Regions from separate parts of the Homo sapiens genome. Here region 2 is linked to region 1. Evidence: read pairs that join two places in POLR2A ChIA-PET (ENCODE). Cell type or tissue: PC-3. All regions are shown on one strand.

What was found. ChIA-PET counts read pairs that join two places held together with the same protein. Peaks named below come from ENCODE experiments on the same cell type or tissue, not always from the same donor. Only the 100,000 strongest peaks of a DNase experiment are listed, where the experiment ranks them.
Region 2: POLR2A ChIA-PET joins it to region 1 with 19 read pairs; 6 of 35 experiments call an interaction of 5 or more read pairs at or near these places.

The regions. Positions count from the first base shown.
Region 1 is chr18:9,021,595-9,029,594 of GRCh38, reverse strand. No RefSeq gene overlaps it. Among named protein-coding and RNA genes, the nearest start is that of NDUFV2, 77 kb to the left of the region's middle. RefSeq lists an enhancer at 6,848-7,523. In PC-3, no CTCF peak of the experiment used is centred here; DNase peaks (open chromatin) are centred at 3,934 and 6,684; H3K27ac peaks cover 623 bases.
Region 2 is chr18:8,666,792-8,674,791 of GRCh38, reverse strand. No RefSeq gene overlaps it. Among named protein-coding and RNA genes, the nearest start is that of RAB12-AS1, 34 kb to the right of the region's middle. In PC-3, no CTCF peak of the experiment used is centred here; a DNase peak (open chromatin) is centred at 791; H3K27ac peaks cover 708 bases.

The DNA of each region.
Region 1 (8,000 bases):
TGGAGGTTGTTATGTCATCTAGCTGCTGTGTAGTAGGGAAAGTTACAGATTGCAATGAATCTAGATCATTTTAGGAGTATTGCCATCTTATTAATAAGTCTTCTGGTTGGCTGTGGTGGCTTGTGCCTGCAATCCTAGCACTTTGGGAGGCCTAGGCAAGAGAATCGCTTGATGTCAGAAGTTTAAGACGAGACTGAACAATACAGTGAGAGAATCCATCTCTACAAAAAGTAAAAAATTAGCAGGGTGTGGTGTTGCATGCCTGTGGTTATTGCTAGTTGGGAGGTGGGAGGATCACTTGAGCCTGAAAGTTGGAGGTTGCAGTGAGCTATGACAGCCTGGGTGATAGAGCAAGGCTTTGTTTCCAAAAAAAGAGAAAAGAAATATTTTCCAATCCATTAATATGGGTTATCTTTACAAGTGCTTAGGCCTTCATTAATTTCTTTAATCAATGTTTTGTAGTTTTCAGAGTACAAATCTTACATCTCTATGGTAAATTGATATCTGAATATTTTATTCTTCTTGATGTTATTGTAAATGGAATTGTTTTCTTAATTGCCTTTCATGTTGTTCATTGCTAGCATATGCAAATATAACATTTTTGTATGTTGATCTCATATCCTGCCATTTTGCTGAATTTATTACTTATAATACTGTTTTAAAATAATTTTTAGGATTTTCAATATATAAAATCATTTCATCTGCAAATAGAGATCATTTACTTCTTCCTTTCCAATCTGGAAAGGAAGATTGTCTCACCTAATTGCAGTGGCTATAATTTCCAGACTATAATTCAATAGTGTTGAATAGAAGTGGCAAAAGTGGGCATCTTTGTCTTGTTCCTAATCTTAGGAGAAAACTTTCAGTTTTTCACCATTATTATTCATTTTTGAGTGAAATGTTCCTAAGTTCTATGAACTTTTCTAGGAAATTACTGAACCTTGGAGGAGGTCATGGGAACTCCTGATTTGTAGCTAGCAGTCAGAAATACAGATGCAGTGTGGGACTTGCAATTGGTGTCTGATGTGGGGAAAGTCTTATGGGACTGAGCCCTTTAACTTGTGAGATCTGATGCTAACTCCGGGTATATAGTATCAGAATTTGATTGAATTGTAGGACACCCAGTGGGTGTCTGCAGATAATCGAAGAACTGCTTGGTGTAGAAAAACCATACACATACTTATCCACATTTGGTATGAGGAGAAAAATAGTTTTTTCTTACAAGTCCATACCCACTCTCACTTTGTCTCCTATCGCAAAGATTGACAACTCTCTCTTGCTGTCCTGAAGATGGGAGGCAAATAATAGGTCCATTGCTCCACAGGTTCCCCCTTTTTCAAAGTAGTTCACTGTACTTAGAGCACTTGGGACTTCTGCAGTTGAATGATTAATGGACAAGTGTCTTAAACTCTAGTGTCTTTAGCCTGGTATTATGATTTTCATTTATGCAAGACAAATTCATCCTCCAATCATATGAAGAATGCCCCATATGAAGAAAAAATTTCATTAAAATCTTAAACCACTTCATTGAAAATTAATATGTTATCAATAAACAGAGGGTCCTAATTTTTATAGAATGGGAAATGGCCATGGTCTAGTACAGTTACCCTTTAGCAGAGGTCTAGGTACTCAAGGAACAGTTCTTGATCTCTGAAGAATTAGAAAAAAACATGTACAAATTTCACAGAAATTCTCAAGTTTGCCTTATAAAATTGACTTTATAAAAGCAGCAATCCAGTGCTGGTCAGAAGGTCACCATTTCTCTCTTCAGAGCCTCAGTTTTGTGTGTGTGTGTGTGTGTGTGTGTGTGTGTGTGTGTATTTTTTGTAGAGATGGGATCACACTATGTTGCCCAGGCTGATCCTGAATTCCTGGACTCAAGCCATCTTCCAGTCTTGGCCTCCCAAAGTTTTGGGATTATAGGCATGAGCCACCATGCCCTAGAGCCTCAGTTTTAACTCACACATCTAAAGCTGGAAATGTATTGATGACTAAACATGATAGGCCGTGCCAGAAGTTAATATGGAAATATGCTTAAAATATGGACCCTATCAAGAGAGAAAAGCATTCAAGGAGAAGAGAGTAGTGCAGCCAAGTACTCTGTGTGGACCATGATCAGGAGATCTGGGAATTGAAATATTACTGATCTTTGCAAGCATAAGGGGCACTGGTGGAAGCATGAGGAATATTATGGAGGGATAAATGTGAGGGAGGATGTAGATTAAAGTGTTTGAAAAATCTGGATTAAATATTAAGAGAGATGGGGTACAGATGGACAGGGCACAGGATTTTTTTTTTTTTTTTTTTTTTTGAGACAGAGTCTCGCTCTGTCACCCAGGTTGGAGTGCAGTGGCATGATCTTGGCTTACTGCAACCTCAGCCTCCTGGGTTCAAGCGATTCTCCCTGCCTCAGCCTCTCAAGTAGTTGGGATTACAGGCATCTGCCACCTAATGCCTGGCTAATTTTTGTATTTTTAGTACAGTTGGGGTTTCGCCATGTTGCTCAGGCTGGTCTCAAACTCCTGACCTCAGGTGATCCGCCCGCCTTGGTCTCTCAAAGTGCTGGGATTACAGGGGTGAGCCACCAGCCCGGCCCAGGGCACAGGATTAAGGGATATTTCTGGGACAAGGGAACTTGTTTACAAGCTGAATAGATAAATTAGTGGTCAAGGAGAGTTGACAATCTGAGAGCAAGGGAACAGTTGTTGGAAAAACATCTTGGAGGGGTTGGAAAAATAGACTAGTGCCTGAGTTTAGGAAATTGCCTTTATTGAGGAAGGACACTTCATCCTCCAAGACTCAGGGGAAGTTCAGGTGGAAATAGATATGCTGTGAATATATGACAAGAAAGCTGTGAAATAATTGTATCTTTTTGGGGGAGGGCTCGTCTACTTCTTTTTCTTGTATTCTTTTCTTCCTCTATTCTAGTTTTTACTTTGTCTACTGTTTCATTTAATTTTTCTTGCACAGTGTACTGGTAACTGAAGATAACCACAGAAAGATTTTTTTCCTCCTGCCTGTAAGTCTAATAATTTTAGAATGTCTATGACTTGTCATTTTCTCTATTTTCCCAAGAGAAGCTTTCATAAAAGGGAAAGAGGGAGCAGATCTATTTCACTGGCATCTCGCTTTTCTCTTTGAGGGCGGAGGGATGATGTTGTGTGCTGGCAGTAAGCACAGGGACTAGGGACTTGATGATTGGGGAAGATTTGGAATAAGTGGTGAGGAGGATGGGAAAGGAAATTGGCCAAAGCCAGGTAAAAGGGCTGAGAAATAGCCATAGAGGGTTGGGGTCTAACTTGGAGTTTCACAAATCTGCCCAGTTGTGCAGCTTTCTTTAGCCAGTTGGATATAGAAGTCTATGTTGTTGCATTCCAGTGGCCTAATGAGTAACATGCTTAAAGTCAAAAAAATAAGGCAAAGGAAGGCCAAAATACTACCTTCATTATGGATAAAACTGATAGTTGAAGATGTGGCTTATATAATCAAGTGGACTTCCAAATACTGATCCCTAGAATTAGACTCACCCATCAGCCATAGGCATTGCTGGGGCACCTCAGGGCCCCCACTCCCCACTCCCCCTCTGTAACAGGGAGGGTGTGGGGAGCAGGGGCCACATGGATCCAAGAGAAAGATGCCCCATGGTCATGAGAGTCTTCTCCCCAGGACCATAAAGATAGAAAGGACTCATCAGTGTGCAGTCACTGATCCTTTGTTCACAATACCTAAAGAAATGCCTCCTCTCCTGTTTTAGAAGTACCTGGCATTAAGTGCTCCATTCTATTAAAAGACACAGAAAATTAAAGTGCACCCTTTTAAACCAATACACATGCCCCATGAAGGATGTCTTTGAAATGTGGATGACAAATGGTTCCAGGCACCTGTTTGTTTGACCAAGGCTTAGCTGATCACAGATGCCTCTTCGGGCTCCAGGGTGATTCACCACCTAATTCTGCCATAAAACTACCCTTATAAGCTTTCTAGAGTTGGAGGCTACCCAGCAATGAATCAATGGGCTGAGATGCCTTATTGTCATCAGAAGTGTTCAAGCACTGGATGAACAACCCACTGTTTTAGATGTTACAAAGGAGATTCCTATGAGCACAAGAGCTTTAGAACCATAACCACCAACGAATTTTAAAATTCCAACACCCTATGGTTTAAAGGAACTGTAGTTTTTGTGAATTGAAGCATAAAGCTCATATCATAATCTCTCATCATGATGTACGCTGCTAATGCTTTCATGAACAGTCCATGGAGCAAAATGATAAAGTCTGTTCATGAATTTACTGGTTAATCTAGCATATGCAATCTAGTTAGTGTGGGCAGTCAGATGAAGAAAAATGATTATGATGAAAAGACCCCAGGGAAAGGATTTTTCTGCTTGAATAGATCAATGTTAAAATTAAATTACTTCCACTGGGAAAAGCATATCAAATTCAAGATGGAAGGAACTGCACACTAAGAAATGGTGACTAGCCCCAGCATAACGTTTCTTCAATTTTTTAAAAACCACAATCCAAAATACACTTAATATCATGATGCAGCACGCGTGTGTGTGCACATACACACACTTCTAACTATAACAAAAGTTTCACAAAACAACACTTACCCTTATTATGGGCAATGCATTCTGACATCTTCTATTATATTTGGGTTTTTAATAATTAATTCTGTTATTGAAGCATAGCAAATAGGCAGAAAAGTACATGATTATAAGTGTAGATCTTGATAAATTTTCACACAATAAACACATCTATGCAACCTATATTTTATTCCACTTCTTTTTATTTTTTATTGTAAAATATTTATATCATAAAAAGAACCATGTTAATTTTTAAGTGTATGCTTCTGTGCATTAATTACACTCACACTGCTGTGCAGCCATCACCACTATCCATCTCCAGCACATTTTTTATCTTCCTAATCCAAAACTCCATACCTATTAAACAGTAATTCCCTATCTCCCCTCCTTTGCCTCTGGTAACCTCCATTCTACTTCTGCATCTGAGCTTAACTACTCTAGGTACCTCATATAAGAGGAATCATATTTGTCCTTTAGTGACTGGCTTCTTTCATTTGGCATAATGTCCTCAAGGTTCTCCATGTTATAGCATGTGTCCAAATTTCTTTCCTTTTTAAGGCTGAGTAATATTCCACTGGATGCACACATAATCTAGATAGATAGATAGATAATAACATTTTGTTTATCCTTTCATTCATCGATGGACATTGCATTGCTTCCACTTTCTGGCTATTATGAATAATGTTGCTATGAACATGAGTGTACAAATATGATTTTTAAAAATACCAGCCGCCCCGTCCGGGAGGGAGGTGGGGGGATCAGCCCCCAGCCCGGCCAGCCGACCCGTCCGGGAGGTGAGGGGCGCCTCTGCCGGGCCGCCCCTACTGGGAAGTGAGGAGCCCGTCTGCCCGGCCACCACCCCGTCTGGGAGGTGTACCCAGCAGCTCATTGAGAACGGGCCATGATGACAATGGCGGTTTTGTGGAGTAGAAAGGGGGGAAAGGTGGGGAAAAGATTGAGAAATCGGATGGTTGCCGTGTCTGTGTAGAGAGAGGTAGACATGGGAGACTTTTCATTTTGCTCTGTACTAAGAAAAATTCTTATCCTGTTGATCTGTGACCTTACCCCCAACCCTGTGCTCTCTGAAACATGTGCTGTGTCCACTCAGGGTTAAATGGATTAAGGGCGGTGCAAGATGTGCTTTGTTAAACAGATGCTTGAAGGCAGCATGCTCGTTAAGAGTCATCACCACTCCCTAATCTCAAGTACCCAGGGACACAAACACTGCGGAAGGCTGCAGGGTCCTCTGCCTAGGAAAACCAGAGACCTTTGTTCACTTGTTTATCTGCTGACCTTCCCTCCACTATTGTCCTATGATCCTGCCAAATCCCCCTCTGCGAGAAACACCCAAGAATGAACAATAAAAAAAAAAAAAAAAAAATTCAGGCCAGGTGCAGTGGCTCATGCCTGTAATCCCAGCACTTTGGAGGACTGAGGTGGGCGGATCACCTGAGGTCAGGAGTTCGAGACCAGCCTGGCCAACATGGTGAAACCCTGTCTTTACTAAAAATACAAAAAAAACTGGCTGAGTATGGCGCACACCTATATTCCCAGCTACTCCGGAGGCTGAAGCACGAGAATTGCTTGAAGCTGGGAGGTGGAGGTTGCAGTGAGCTAAGATCACCCCACTGCACTCCAGCCTGGGTGACAGAGTGAGGTTCCATCTCTAAATAAATAAATAAATAAATAAATAAATGCTACAACAACAACAACAACAAAAAGAAAAAATAAAATAAAAAAATAAAAATACTAGTTGCAACACATTAAATTGATTTTCTTGATGTTGAAAACTCTGGTATACTAGTTCAAAAATGGAAATCAAACATATTTTTTCCTTTGAGCCTGATTAAGCTAAACAGGCCACTTTCAGACTCTTCATTTTCCTGATTTTTTGAACTCAGAAGAGCCTTAATGTGTGTCAGAAGGGATGCTGTAGGAGTGGATTTCCTTCCCTTTTGGAAGCTGCCCAGCAGTGAAACGCAATGCCTCACAGTGGGTGGGGGCGGGGGTGGGGACCCCTTCACCTAGCCACCCTCTGACACACACTCAGCCTTCCGTTGTCTCTTTGTGAAAGTGAGATAGTTTGGTAAGTCAGCCAGGTTTTGGGCGTGCTCAGGGTTGAGGTATGGATCCATAGTTCCTACACTCCCTGCTAAACAAGATGAGCTGAATTGGACTTGCTCAGAAAATTTCTGACAGTCCACAGGCTACTCTGAAAGTTATTTACCTGCTGTGACTAACATACTGTATATCTTTTCAAATAAGTTTTGTGAAGAGAAACTACTTCCCTGAGGCATGGGTTTTCTATTGCTGCATAATAAAGCACCTCAAAACTTTCAACAACAGCAGGCCTCTGGGTTGATGACTGGGCTGGGCTTGGCTCGGGGTTCCTGCTGTCTGGCCTGGGGTCACTTCCATGTCATCCACAGGCTCCAGTGGGGCTGGATGGTCCATGACGGCCTTCCCACTTGTGCTGGCTGCTGGCTCTCTGACTCTCTGGCTCTGTCATCCTGGTGGAGGCACCCAGGCTTCTCATGGAGGACTCAGGGTTCAGAAGGAGACAGAGGGAGCCGCAAGGCCTTTTCTCGAGGCTCCAGCATGGAGGTCCTATAATATCACTTTCTCCACATTCTATTAGCCAAAGCCAGTCACTAGCCAGCCCAGATTCCAGGAGTCAGGAAGTCAACTTAACCTTTGATTAATGGGTACAAATATATACGAGAGAGAAGATATAAGACCTGATGTTTGATAGATCAGTAGGGTGACTATAGTTAACATTAATTGATTATATATTTCCAAATAGCTTGAAGAGAATAATTTGAATGTTCTTAGCGTCAAGAAAAGAAAATTATTTAGAGTGATGGATATTGGCCGGGCGCAGTGGCTCACATCCATAATCCCAGCACTCTGGGAGGCCAAGGCAGGTGGATTGCTTGAGCCTAGGAGTTTGAGACCAGCCTGGGCAACATGGTGAAACCCTTTCTCTACAAGAAATACAAAAAATTAGCCAGGTGTGGTGGTGCAAGCCTGTAGTCCCAGCTACTGGGGAGGCTGAAGTGGGAGGGTCGCTTGAGCCTGAGAGGTCCAGGCTGCAATGAGCCTAAGCATGCCACCACACTCCAGCCTGGGCGACAGAGAGAGACCCTGTTTCAAAAAAAAAAAAAAGTGATGGATATCCCAATTACCTGATTTGATTATATGAATGTATCAAATTATCACATGTACTCTGAAAATATGTACATCTAACATGTGTCAATAAAAATAAATGTGTAAATAAATAAACTTGACCTCTTGATGATAGGAGCGACAAAGTCACAGTGAACCGGAGCACACACAGAGACGGGACTGTAGCCATCTTTGCCAGAGTCTACCACTCTCCACCACAATCTACCAACAATCTATAACATCCTATTAT
Region 2 (8,000 bases), 350 kb after region 1:
ATTGTTAACTATAATAACTAGGTTCTTTCTTATTTTCTTTCTTTTCTTCCACTTTCTTAGCATAAGATTGCACTATGCTACTTGCTTCTGTCTCTTACTAGTGTGACCTTTTGGGCAACTTATTAACCCTCTCTGTGCCTCAGTGCCTGAGTTCTTCCATTGTAAAATGAGGATAATAATGGTATCTATCTATTTCCATTTTACGTGTGTATTTGATTTGACAAACAATTATATAGCATTCAGGATCAGGACAAGAGGTAGACACGATGAATATCAGTGCATTTAATCCCAAAAGGGCTGTGAAAACTGTGAAAATTGTCAGAATCAATATGGAGTCACTTGTATTAAAAATCCTGGCAAATAGAGCCAGGGAAGGCCACGGAGGAAGGATTTTCATGCCTAAAAGTCCTGATAACAAAAACTATCACAAAAGACTCTGCAAAACCCACAACCTTGCACAAAGGTCATCGCAACCTTACCAAAAAAAAAATTATTCTGTGAGGACATCTGCCCAGGAACTGCCTGTTCAAACTTGGACTGGCACTACCCTGGTTATTGGTCCTTATAGCCAAGGAAAATCATCTCAAAACAATTATGTAATCCTCATTTTCCCTTTAAAAACATTTGTCTTTCTTCACCTCCCTGAATCCACACATAGTTTACCCAAGACATGCATATTCTCATCACAATGCCTATTCCCAAATAAACACCACTTTCTTTTAGCCAGCTTCTCTCTCTGTTTGTTATTTATGTTGACATAATGGTGTCAGAAGTAGGACAGAAGTGAGCTCACCTAGGGTGAATCAGCAGCCCTGGAATTGAATGTGGTACCAGCTGAGCCCTTTGTGCTCTCCACTTTCGTGAGTTGCTCTTTCTGTCCTGGTGAATCTCCTCTTGGATTCTTGGACTACTTCTGTTTGATGGGTTCCTTTTGACCTCATTCAGGATCCGATCTTATTATAAGGCCTCCTTTCATAAAGAACCTTGGGTCCGTCTTGGGACTATAAAAGGTTGTTTTTGTTTTTGTTTGTTCGTTGGCGAGTCCTTTCTGGTATAAGGGCAACGTCTGTCTGGTTTAAGTACTCTGCTTTCTACAGAATTTACATTCTGTCTGTGAGGCGTGTCTTTCGGGGTGACTTCACTTCTGGTTCTGTGTACCTAGTTTAATACTTGGTTTCATCTGCACAGCTGGGCTAAAATTTGTGTGAGCACTCTGATTTTGGTTTCATTTTGGTTTTGTTGGTTTGGGTTACACATGTCCAGAAACGAATTGACTCTTTTTTTCCCTTGCTTGTTTCTGAACATCTTCTGAGAACAAAAATAAACATTCTTTCTTATGTATATATTTATTTATTTTTGAGACATGGTCTTGCTATGTCACCCAGGCTGGACTTGGACTCCTGGGCTCAAGTGATCTTCCTGCCTCAGCCTTTCCAGTTGCTGGGGCTATAGTTGTGGCCTACCATGCTTGGCTCAAAAATAAACATTTTAAATGGTGGGCATGAGATGGTTAATTAAAAGCCACTAGGGTGGTTGCTGCCATCTAAGATACTGATCCAAACTCCTTGATAGGATTTTCTTTTCTCTCAAGAGATTAATAATAAATGAAATGGGTTCCTCAAACATTAAGGAATGCCAACTTTCTAGGACTCCAGCTGGCTACAAGGCTTCCCTTGTGCATGTTTTTAAGTCAGTGACCATCGTGGGGCTCATTCAAGCTCCCCAAGCTTGTTTTTCCCTTAGAACTGAATTTTAAAACTACAACCGACTATAGAGTCAACATGTAGAGCTTCTAAGTTCTCTATCTCTCTCTATTTTTTTCTGCCTACTTCGAATCTGCTGACTTTTTTGCTGGTGTTGAGATAATTTCACTGCTTATGGCATTCCAGGCAAAATTCTTTTTTAATGTCTTAAAGGGCTTTCAAATTAACGGCTTTACAAGTTACAACAGCTGTATGGTAACCAACAAACTAGATACCTTTTGGAAATGTTAATTTAGGTTTGCCTGACTCACAATTGCTTAGAGTGAATAGTTAATTGAAGGATTGATACTCTAAAATAAAATAACTAGATACATGTTTATAAAAGTTGGGCTGTCTTAGATCAAATGGGTCAAAATCTTGAGTTCAGAGCAATCACATAAGCTATCTTTGTCCGGCATACAAATTGCTTTGTCTGCCATATAGGGACTACATGGCGACTGTTTCTCCACCTACATTGACTAGTCAAGCAAACCAGACTAGAAACAAAAGATAGCTTAATTCAAGGCCAGTTGGAGATTTTGTTTTTTGTATATAATTCGGCTAGTCATAGCTGAAATATAAACATTTAAATATTTAACCCTAAACTCACTTGGAGCTGGAAAAAAAGGATAAAAGAGGTATTTTTTAATAAAAAATCCAAAATTTTGGTCCACAGCCTTTGTTAGACTACTTATCAGGAAAAATAAAATTTAGCCATGTGGACAGTCCCACTTTGTCAGAAATATAATTTAGATCTGACTGTCTTTTATAAATGATGTATTTGTATTATTAAGTTTTACTGTCTCATGACAAAAATTCTAAAATTAAAGCTAAAAGATCTTTACTTATATGTGTGTGTGTGAGTGTGTTTACACATGTGTTTACTTGGCAAAATCTGGCGTAGTCAGCCAGAAATCCCTTAAGGAATTCTACTCCGATTAGCTTAAATGAGCACTCATATACAATATATAGTAATTAACCGAAATGACTTTTAGTTCACTTGACTTAGGTAAATCTTTGAGCTAGTTATAAATTTGTTGATAAGACGAAAATAGAATGTTTTCAGAATTGTCAGCATACGTTTTTGCCTGATTTTACTGGTCAGGCAGGACTATATTTGTCTCTGCTACATGTTTAAAGGTCACAAAACTATAAACCCAGCCTAAAAACAGGACGATTTTTGTGTAATTCTTTGATAAATAAGACCAATTAAATATTACTCATTTCATAAAAACAGCTGTATCTCCTGAGTTTTTGAAAAAATATCCATATATTTCACTTCCAGGTTTTTTCTTAGGTGAACACCTGGTATTCCCAGGCTATAAAGATGGTTAACAGAGAAATATCTCGAAATGATGATTAGCTTTGTCTAATATCTCCGTTTTCATAAGTAATCTAGGTAGAATTGTTAAAAACAAATAACTTAGGTAAATGTAAATGGGATAAACATTTATAAATGGACTTTTCATGTCACTTAAAACCTTAAAAGTTATGTTATGTTAAATTAAATGATACTCATTAAATATCTGAGTCATTTCCAAACAAGATAAAACACAGAAGCATAAGTTGCTGCCCATAAATGTTTCTTCTTGACTTTTAGAATTTCATAAAAAAGACTAAATATATTTCGTTCTATTAATATACATAACAACTATATTTTGGGGAAACATGTTTCTAAAATTACAAAATGGTTCATATCTATAAAATACGTGACAGTCTAACATTTCTTGCTTCCTTGGTTTTCATTGGAAATTAGTGTTACTTACCAGTTAAAAATTCTAATTAATATATATGATTCTGTATACAAAGTGTACAAAAATGTTTTTGATGATAAAAATGATAAGGAAAGCATAATATATGTTCTTTATTGAGAAAAAGGAATAATTTTGTCTAAATTAAGAAGTTATTAAAGGTTGTTTCAAAATATGCACTTAGGAAGAAAATACAATAGAAACAAGATAGAAAGTAGGAGAGGGATGTGAAGAAAGTTATAGGTATAAAGATATATTATTGGTAAAGAATATTAGACAGAGAATAACTGTGTATGATAAAGAATATTATATGGTAAATTTTTGTCCTAAAGTAAAATGGTTAGTTATTTAAGAAGGAGGAAGTATAGGACAAAACTAAAATTCTAAGCATGTTGTGGAAGGTCTGTTAAATAAGAAGACTCGTTTATAAAAGGTCTGTGTAGGATGAATTTATGAGAGAAATTTTTGCATGTGATCAAGTTGGCTACAGTTAGAAGGAAATTGCTTATAAGCCTTTCTTTTTTCTTTTCTTTCTTTTTTTTTTTTTTTTTTTTTTTTTGAGACAGGCTCTCACTCTGTCACCTAGGCTGGAGTATAATGGCACAATCTCAGCTCGCTGCAACCCCCACCTCCCAGGCTCAAGTGATTCTCCCACTTCAGCCTCCCGAATAGCTGGGACTACAGGCATGTGCCACCATGCCTAGCTAATTGTTGTATTTTTAGTAGAGAAGGGGCTTAGCCACGTTGGCCAGGCTGGTCTTGAACTCATGACCTAAAGTGATCTGCCTGCCTCGGCCTCCCAAAATTCTAGGATAACAGGCATGAGCCACTGTGCTTGGCCATTTATAAGCCTTTCTAAATATTGGCTTTGATATTAAGAATACGGTAACACAAACATAAAAATTTGGTTCCATATACTAGAACAATAAGGCTTTCTTGAACTATTGAACTGCTCTTAGTAAAATTTGCAAAAGGTTTTGATTTAATTCTGAAATCTGCTTTTTAAAATAAATTTTCAACCACCTTCCAAACTGTAGCTTTACAGTTTGGAGCACTGTCTTTCTCTAGGCTTTTTTTTTTTTTTTTTTTTTCTTGAGACAGAGTCTCGCTCTGTCACTCATGCTGGAGTGCAGTGGCACGATCTTGGCTCACTGCAACCTCCACCTCCTGGGTTCAAGCAATTCTCCTGCCTCAGCCTCCTGAGTAGCTGAGACTACAGGCACCCGCCACCACGCCCGGCTAATTTTTGTGTTTTCAGTAGAGACGAGTTTCACCATGTTGGCCAAGCTGGTCTCGAACTCCTGACCTCAAATCATCCACCCACCTCATCCTCCCAAAGTTACAGGCATGAGCCACAATGCCCGGCCGAGTCTTACTCTTGGCTTTTCTTGATGTGTCAGAATTGTTCCATATAACCAGAAAATTTCCCATGCTTTTATTAAGAGCCCTGTATTCCCCTGCTCAAGCTGCTAGCTTTCTTGTTTACGTTTGTCTATAATGTGGCATACACTCATAACCTGTGGACATATATTCTTCCTGTGTCTGACTAAATTCACATATCTTTGTAATCAGGTTTGACTTCTAGGTTATCCAAACAGGTGCCCCATAAGAAGAAGCAATCACACTGCAGGAGGTTTTTCTTTACCTACTTGGTAACTTTCCGAAGAAAAAAATATTTTCTGACTTATTAAGATGATTTCCTGTGTGGCCTGTATCAAATTTTTTGATCATTCAGGAAATCAAGCAGAACAGAAATAATTACATAAGATTAAACAACTGATGAAGAAAATGTTTTTATGACTCTGTTTAACACGTTGGCTTGTTACTTAAATGTTTTGTTTTCCAGATTTAATAATTTTTTTCTCTTAAGCTATCCATAATTTATAGTAACTGGTAAAATATACTTTTGTGAACACAGACAGAAGCATTTACTTTTTTTCCTACTTGATCTCACCAGAATTTGGAAACTATTTATGAGTATTCTTATGGCAATATGGTTATTTGCATACATTCAGTAAGAATTTGCTCTCTTTTTATAATAGGATACAGTTGGAAATATTGGTTGTAGTACCAAGGCTTTGACTGGAATGTTATATTCGAGAATGTACGTAGCATACATACCTGGCTTCAAGGGTTCCCAGCATTGCAGCAAGTGAGTAAAAATTGTCACTTCCTTGCAGGCCCAGGAATCTTAAGACTATGTAAAATCTGAAATCTACCTTGGTTCGGCTTTCTAGCCTCAAGAGCCTTTAAAATTTGAAGTCTGAGATTCTTTTGTGTTCAACGTAGAAAGAAAAAATTATGTTTCTAAATAAAAGCTATGGTACACCTGTAATTAGATTGTAGCCCTGAACACTGTTTCTGAGTTCTCATTATTTACCTATAGACTAAACTAAACCCTGAATTCTTCTAGATTCCTCCAATCCAACTTTTTTCCATGGAATTACTAAAAACAGGAACTGTTCTGTTCCTGGAGCATTATAAACTGAAATTAGATGAATTTTAATGAATAAGTCTAGGGCCTGATGTATGGATCACACAGAAAGTTCACCAAACTGCCTGATGCCATAACCAGAAATATTCAAACTGCAAGCCAGGGCAAGAAGTTGATAGCTTCACACTGCAAACAGCTTTTCTCAAGATGCCTGAACTTAATGACTCCATATTATAATGAGACTGTTACCACTCTTAATGCCTACCTTGCTCACTTGGCAAGGTAATGGTATCTTCTGCTGGTAACTTGACAGAACCTGGCCTAAGAGATCCTTTAGTCAGCCTAGTGGGTGACTTGGCAACATTCCTAATACAACTGGCTTACTCTGCTTTAATTCAATCCAGCCATAGGATACTAGATGCTAAAATTACTCTATAGGCCAGGTGCAGTGGCTCATACCTGTAATCCCAGAACTTTGGGAGGCCAAGCGGGGAGGATCACCTGAGGTCAGGAGTTTCAGACCAGCCTAGCCAACATGGTGAAACCCTGTCTTTACTGAAAATACAAAAATTAGTCAGGCGTGGGGGTACGTGCCTGTAATCCCAGCTACTCGGGAGGCTGAGGCAGGAGAATCACTTGAACCCGGGAGGCTGAGGTTGCAGTGAGCCAATATCACACCACTGCACTCTGACCTGGGCACCAAGAGCGAAACTGTCTAAAAAATAAATAAATTAATTAAATAAATAAAATTGCTCTACAGTATGTGTTGGTCAAGTAAGGAAATGCCTGCACTATTGCTAATGCTACATGCTGTACCAGGATAAATTCCTCTGGGAAAGTTGAGACCCACATACACAAAATAAGAAAACGGACTACATGTTTACTACAAAGCTCACTTAATTCCCTGTGGTCATTTGACTTATTCAATTTGGTTGTCTTTAAGCCTAGGTTTATGGCTCAAAACTATTATACAAATTGAGATTATCATTTTACTTCATATTTTCTTTTTTAAGCTTTGTACTTGTTACTTGTTAAATTCCTGCATAAGTACAACAGAGTAATGCTGGCCCAACACTTTGAGATGAAGCTAACACCTACAGAACAGACAAAATTGAGCTTCACAGTGGACTCTGGGTCCACTGTGGGCCTAGCATGAGATCCACTCCCTCCAACCTCTTTTGTTGCTCAAATGTGGCTAGAAGGGTTTTGATGCTGACTCCTGGTTACTAAACACTTCCTTCCAGCGGGGACCAGACCAGACCGAACTGGGACAGGTCTGTCCCAGCACCAAAGGACAATCGAAATCTAACCACAATCCAGACACAGTGGCATGTGCCTGTAGTCTCAGCTCGTCAGGAGGCTGAGACAGGAGAATCACTTGAACCCAGGAGTTTAAGGCCATCCTTAGTAACATAGCGAGACCCTCATCTCCAAACAACAACAACCTAACTACAGAACGATTGATCAGCAGTGCTTTTGGAGAAAGATTTTGATCAACAGGGGAAAGTGTGAAAGTTGTCAGACTCAAAGAGGAGTCACTTGTGTTGGAAACCTTGACAAACAGATCTGGGGAAGGCCATGAAAGGAAGGTTCTCATGCATAAATGTCTGATAACAGGAACTATCACAAGAGGTTCTACAACACCCGACGTCTTACCCCAAAACTATTGCACCCAAAAAACAAAAACTACCTCTTCAAAGACATCTGCCCAGCCACTACCTGTTCAACCTTGGATTAGCACCACCCTTGTTAATTGATCCTTACAAGTCAGATAATTATCTGACTCAACAATGATATGATCCTCCTAATTTTCCCTTTAAAAATCTTAGTCTTCCTTTACCTCCCTGAATACACACATAGTTTACTATGACACACATACTACCATTACAGTGCCTATTCCCAATTAATCATTTTCTTTTAGAGCATCTCCCTGTCTGTTATTTAGGTTGACAAGACTAAACGAATACAGTTTACACACAGTGCATAGGGCAGAGTGAGTGTGCAAACAGTATCAGCTAGCATTACTATTCCCCATCTGCTCATCCACCTCTTTCATCCCCACCTCTGTGAAGT